Regions from separate parts of the Homo sapiens genome. Here region 1 is linked to region 2. Evidence: chromatin loops called from intact Hi-C (ENCODE). Cell type or tissue: GM12878. All regions are shown on one strand. Each heading gives the region's core, and the rest is flanking DNA. Links, peaks and the distances in the headings are about the cores only. Region 1 overlaps LOC101928354 (a long non-coding RNA gene). Region 2 overlaps LOC105374945 (a long non-coding RNA gene).

Region 1 (2,911 bases), core at 92-2,591, 210 kb after region 2:
TAAACTGGCACAACCCAACATGCTCCCATCACCCCTCCTATTCTTCATCCTCTTCCCCCAAAAGGGTCCCCTATGCCTAATGTGCAGAAGACTGTCAGGCACTCCATGCGCTTCCAACAGCTCAAGGACTTACCCATTGCTTATTCTAGAGGCAACTCTGACCCAGGGTAACCCTGCACAAACCAGAGACTCATGCGGTCTAGTTTCAAAGGGAATGCTGAATTTAGGGAAACTGTCTAGCCTCCAAAGGAATTTAAAAATAACCCAAATCCTTTATTCCCATTTTCAAAGATCATCAAAAATGGAATCCAAATACAGAGTTCACAGCAAATGATTCTTCTCCTACTTTGTTCTCCATCCCAGCTTCCCCTGCCAATTATTCAGAGTCTCTTAACTCTTCAAATCCTAGAAAACGCTCTCATCCCTCTCCATCATTCCTTACTCTCATGACTTTCTTCTCCTGATTGCAGGGCTGTCACCATCTTGCACTGCCAGCTGTCCTCTCTGAAGGTTGAACTCCTAACAGAAGTTTCCTCATGTTTGTGGTAGCAGCACCTTGAGAAGTAGAGAAGACAAGAAGAAAAAAGGAGTCAGCACAGATGACAAGCTCTGCTTTTTAGTGTACATGGTCTTCCCCAGTATGCACATTCTTTTCCTATTCTTGACTTATCTCCCTTAACGATAAAATGGCCAAGTTAGAAACCCTAGACACTCTTATTCTCTTTTCTTTCTTTCTTTCTTTTCTTTCTTAAGAGACAGGGTCTCATTCTGTCACCCAGGCTGGAGTACAGTGGCACAACTGTAGGTAGCTCACTGCAGCCTGAAATTCCTAGGCTCAAGTGATTCTCCTGCCTCAGCGACTTCGGAGTGGCTGAGATTCCAAGCTTAAACCATTGTGTCCTGCACTTCTCACTTTCATGGCTGTTATCCTGGGGGTCATCAACTTTTCTAGATCTGATTACAGAAATGTCTCTTCTTTTTTCTTTATTGCTGCTGTTAAAGCTTTGATCCAGATCTTTCTCAAGTCTTAGTTATTTTAGAGTCTGTTAGCTGATTTTCCTGACATGCATCTCTCTCGGTCCTCTAATCTTCCATGTACACTGCTGCTGCTGCTGCTGTGAAGCAGATCTGGTCACCTCAGTCTCTTGGTTGACAATCTTGCATTGCTCCCCATTGCGTGCATATGGCTGAAAGTCCTTTCTTTGGCATCGACAGTCCTTCATATTGTCTTTCCTTCAGGATGTCCCTCTCATTACTCTTCTCCATGGTGCCGCAGCTCTCTCACATTGTCTGTTCACTGCTCCCCAATCCTCCCTTCACTTTCACTCTTTGACTTTCTGTTCATGATGTTTGTACTTCGTGGAACACCCTCCTGCCCTCTCTAGCTGGGTGACTCCTTCACGTTCTTCAAGGCCCAGCCTTGCTGCTTCCTCTTTCATGAAACCACCTCAGTGCTATTTTCCAGCTCAGGGGCTTTCCACTTTGTGCTCACAGGAATTTGTTTGTGCCTTTATGATGTCACTTATCACACTCTGTTTATCTTTCCTACTACATTGTAAGCTCAAAAGCAGGAGCATTATTCGTTTTGGAAAAATCTCCAGTACCCAATCTGTAGAAGTTGCTACATAAATGATGCCTTATTCACACGCAAACAAATTAGTGTTTATTCACCTTCAGCGTGCCTCTTCATCATATTATTGTGTGAAGCCTGAAAGAACCTCTGATTCTTGCTTGAAGGTGGAAGAATTTCACTCTAAACAGCAGCTAGGCTATCTGAATGAGGCAGCAGAGGAAATTTATTGGTGTAGAAAGAATGCAGTGGGGTCAGTGCTGCTGTGCAGCAGATCTTTAGCCAGCTGTAAACAAGCCTGCTATGTGTGAAAATAGAGACTTACAAAGCAGGTGTATTAGAGTACCGTTTTTCATCTTGTCAAAGGAATCATCTTTGCATTTGCTCCTCTTCTCTATTCTGTATCATAATCTGTAACACACAAGGGAATAGCCATTAGAAAATTCTGTCGATTTTCTCTCCTAAATCTCTAATTTGATGACTTTCCTCTATTTCTCCTGCCTATGCTCTCGCTGTTTTCTTTCCTCTTCTAGATTATTGCAACCTGTCTGACTAGCTTCAGGCTTCAGCTTCAATAGCACTTCCTTTCAAACCTTTTCTACCCTCCAAGACTGGGTTAGGTGACTTGCCTGCATGCTCCTATACCATAACTGCCTTTAAAAATTTTTCCTTATCTCTTATCAGACTCCAAGTTTCTTAGCATCCTGAGCTCATTCATCTTTTTACTTCCGTTGCCTGCACATAACAACTGCTCAGTAAATATTTATTGCATGAAGGAATTACAAAAGTATATATCCAAATATTTTGAACTCTTTTGTTTTTGCATGATATCTACTAATTGGAGCAAGACACATTTATATTTTGATGTGGAAAACCAGGCTGCTTAATGAAATGAATTTCACTGGCTTAGCAAGTAGGCGTTTTGTTTCCGCCTTTGTCTTTGACTTTTCAATACCAATTAAGATTTGCATAATGTAAACATGTATTGAGAGTTATGTCTTGGGGTGGGGCTAGGCACTTGCACATCCATTCTCTTTCTTCCCCATAGTTTTTCATCAGTTAATTGCAGATAGTAATTATATCTGTTAGCAAATAGTGCTGTAAAGAGTGACTTTTCATCTTGAAAGAATGTATGTGCTTCCCTAATCACCTGAGTTATTACTAGAATGTTATTTGTCCCCTAGGAGGACTAAGCCAGGTATTGCAGATGGTTTCCCAGTCCCTTAATGGAAACACATCTATCCACCCATCCATTCACAGCCTCAACATTCTCAGAAGAAATCCTCAAGTTTCACATTTTTAAAGAAATGAGGACAAGTGTTATATTTTTAAATACCTTTA
Region 2 (2,911 bases), core at 113-2,612:
GCAGCCTAAGTTTCTTTGGCTTTTCTGTTTACTAGTTTTATTAGCTCTTGAGAGGGGAGAGAGAGAGAGAGAGAGAGAGAGACTGGGGGAGACAGAGAAAGAAGCTGGGTGCGGTGGCTCATGCCTATAATCTCAGCACTTTGGGAGGCTGAGGCAGGAGGACTGCTTGAGCCCAGGAGTTCAAGACCAGCTGAGCAACATAGCAAGATCCCATCTCCATAAAAAAAGAAAAATAAAAATTGAAGAGAGAGAGAGAGAGAGAGAACTTTCCATAATTAATAGAGATAAGGTCAGCAAGATAACTCTTTTTTGCTCTTTTCCTAATTGCCCCTTCCTGGGGTGATTCCTTTCCTAAATGGGCCTCCTCTTAATCCTCAAGCTATTATGATATAAAAATTAAAGTGTGATATCCTGGCTCGCCCATTTCCTATTAATGGAATGACCTGTGGTAATCAATAGAGGAAATGCAGGAATGTTAACAGATGTGTGGTTCTGTTTGAGAGTCTCCAATTAAGTGATATGTCTTCAAGGTGGAAAGATGAGATCATTTTGAAATTAGTTTCTTTTTGGCTTTTTAAGTCTTTGGTTATTATCAATTGCATTAAAAAAACCAATTGGAAAGGAAAATCGATCGGTGCTGAATTCCTCCCCCACCTGAAGTCTTCATGCTTCCTCAGGTGATAGGATGCTAGAGAGGAAAATTTGGAATTAGCTTTTAAAAGGAAGAGAAATGACGGTGTAACCATCTGCCAAATACATGGAAACAACAACAACAAAAACCTCATCATTCACCTGGCCTGGCAAATAGGTTTGTGCATTTTTTTTCTTTTCTGTCCACCCTGTTGTTTGTCAGAGGTTGACCAAGAACTTGTCCAAGGGCCATTCCTGTGGTGTCATTGGTTAGAGACTTTTTAACAATTTCAAGTTCTGGTGAAATACTGTGAGTAAATAAAGAGAGAATTTTGCCTGAGTTTAAGGGGCTTTCCTGGGAGGTAATGTATTTTGTGGCCTAACACTTCATTACTTAGCCTGCAGATCTGGTTTCTTTTGAAAACAAACCCTAAGTCTGGAACTTTCCATGCTGAGAGTCCACGTCAGTTTCAAGAAGGCCTGGTAAGATGTAGCTGAGTAAAAACGAGACTCAATATGAATGATTACTGCTGTTCTTTCTCACTGGGAAGCCTGGGGACGTCAAGGATAAAATGACCTTTTGTACAGTGGTGATATTTCTCCATGTCTCAGCCTTTTTATCAGCATAACTATGGCCAAACCCAGTGCTTTTGTGGAAAACATTGGTAGCACCGTCATCTCAGAAGTCTTTATGTAACTTCCCATAGTCATGTCAGAGGAGATGGGGATACAAATCATCAAACGCTTCTCTTTGGATTGTGCAAGTCAGCAAATCAGCTCTGGCGATTTCCAAAGAGCTAAGACTACCATCCCTGGGTATGGTCCCTGAGTCTTCTTTCCCCATCCTCTACAGCCCCCACTCAAAGAAAGTGCCTCAAACAGATGGAATGACGCAGAGGTAGAATTGCAAACTTCAGAAATGCATGCTTAAGAGGGCAGGTGAGCCGGGTGTGGAGGCTTACATCTGTCTTCCCAGCACTTTGGGAGGCAGAGGAGAGTGGATTGCTTAAGCCCAGAAGTTCCAGACCAGCCTGGGCAACATGGCAAAACTCCATCTTAATGAAACATGCAAAAATTAGCTGGGTGTGGTGGTGCACGCCTATAGACCCAGCTACTCAGGGAGGATCACCTGTACCTTGGAGGTCAAGGCTGCAGTGAGCCATGATGGCACCACTGCACTCCAGCCTGGGCAGCTGAGCGAGACCCAATTTCAAGAAAAAAAAAAAAGGCATGTGATTATTTTCTTCCAACATCCATCTGTCCCCCAAGTGTTGTAGGTCCTTCTGCACAAAAGTTCCATACCCTCCCTTCTCCTTTGGTTTTCTAATTTAAGTGTGATGAGTAGCAGCCAGCCAAGTGAAAGAAAGGCCTAGGGATTTCAAAGGAAAGATACAAGGCTGGCGGCAAAAAGGAAGGGCTTTCTCCTCACTGGGCCCTCTTCAGTGGCTTGAACTGTGAGACTCCTGGAGGTATCAGCGCTTGGTTCAACCCTAAAAGAAGTTGCATCAGACATGGCAACTTTGGCCTGCTTTGCTTGTATTCTCTGTGGCGAATGGAGTATTAATAAGTGGCTCTCTGGGGAAGTTTGCGCAGCTCATACTAGAAAACAAATAGATACGTAAAGTTCTTGAATGATGTAGATGTGATGCCATATCTGCTCTCCTTCCCATAATTTCAGAGAAAAATCAAGGACGATGTGTGGTGAACATAATTCCTCATTTTTCCTTTATCCATGAAATATTTGCTTTAAAGCAGCAGCTAAAACCACAGGTTTTAGTGAGCAGATTATTACCTTTCTGAGAGACACAGAGATTAAGAGAATGGTCAGTTGCTTGCCACTGAGTAGGGAAAAGGGAGAAAAATTATGATTCAAGGCATTTTCTCTGCTTCCAGTTAGCTGCTGGGGGGGACTGGATTATGCTTCTCCAATATCTGAAGGGTTGTTGAGCTGAAGGCAGTAAGAAGCAAATGCAGGAAAGCTCTCATCTTCCCCTCTGGTTACCTAAAAGCAGGACATAGATTTACAAAGACAAAAGGTACCCTGGCCACCCCTCCTCCCGGAGAGAACAAAGGTTAACCACTGAAGGCAACTTTGTACTCTTATTGGCCTGGAGATGGAACCAGAGGAATCTACATTAACAAGCTTTACAAATGAGCCTTTGACTGATAGTTATTTGCCCCCCTCCAAGTTACCACCCATAAAGATTCAAAATCCTTTGCTTTTGTCTTGCCACTTTTTTACAAATTTCATAGCCAGCACGATGGCTCATGTGTGTAATCC

Evidence for each region. Hi-C counts contacts between places; a loop is a spot of excess contacts. Peaks named below come from ENCODE experiments on the same cell type or tissue, not always from the same donor. Only the 100,000 strongest peaks of a DNase experiment are listed, where the experiment ranks them.
Region 1: it touches region 2 in a loop (2.6-fold over the local background); 3 of 110 quality-filtered maps call a loop at or near these places.

What each region holds. Positions count from the first base shown.
Region 1 is chr6:14,659,853-14,662,763 of GRCh38, reverse strand. The region is part of intron 1 of LOC101928354 (a long non-coding RNA gene); the gene reads left to right. LOC102724463 (a long non-coding RNA gene) reads right to left here. Exons shown (of 3, transcript XR_926514.4): 1 at 914-2,911; 2 at 443-555. Among named protein-coding and RNA genes, the nearest start is that of LINC01108, 380 kb to the right of the region's middle. RefSeq lists enhancers at 1,280-1,399, 1,490-1,569. In GM12878, for the core only: no CTCF peak of the experiment used is centred there; a DNase peak (open chromatin) is centred at 1,393.
Region 2 is chr6:14,874,037-14,876,947 of GRCh38, reverse strand. It overlaps LOC105374945 (a long non-coding RNA gene), which reads left to right. Exons shown (of 5, transcript XR_007059473.1): 3 at 678-2,911. Among named protein-coding and RNA genes, the nearest start is that of JARID2-DT, 370 kb to the left of the region's middle. RefSeq lists enhancers at 1-243, 1,026-1,085, 1,106-1,175. In GM12878, for the core only: no CTCF peak of the experiment used is centred there; a DNase peak (open chromatin) is centred at 1,067; H3K27ac peaks cover 1,390 bases.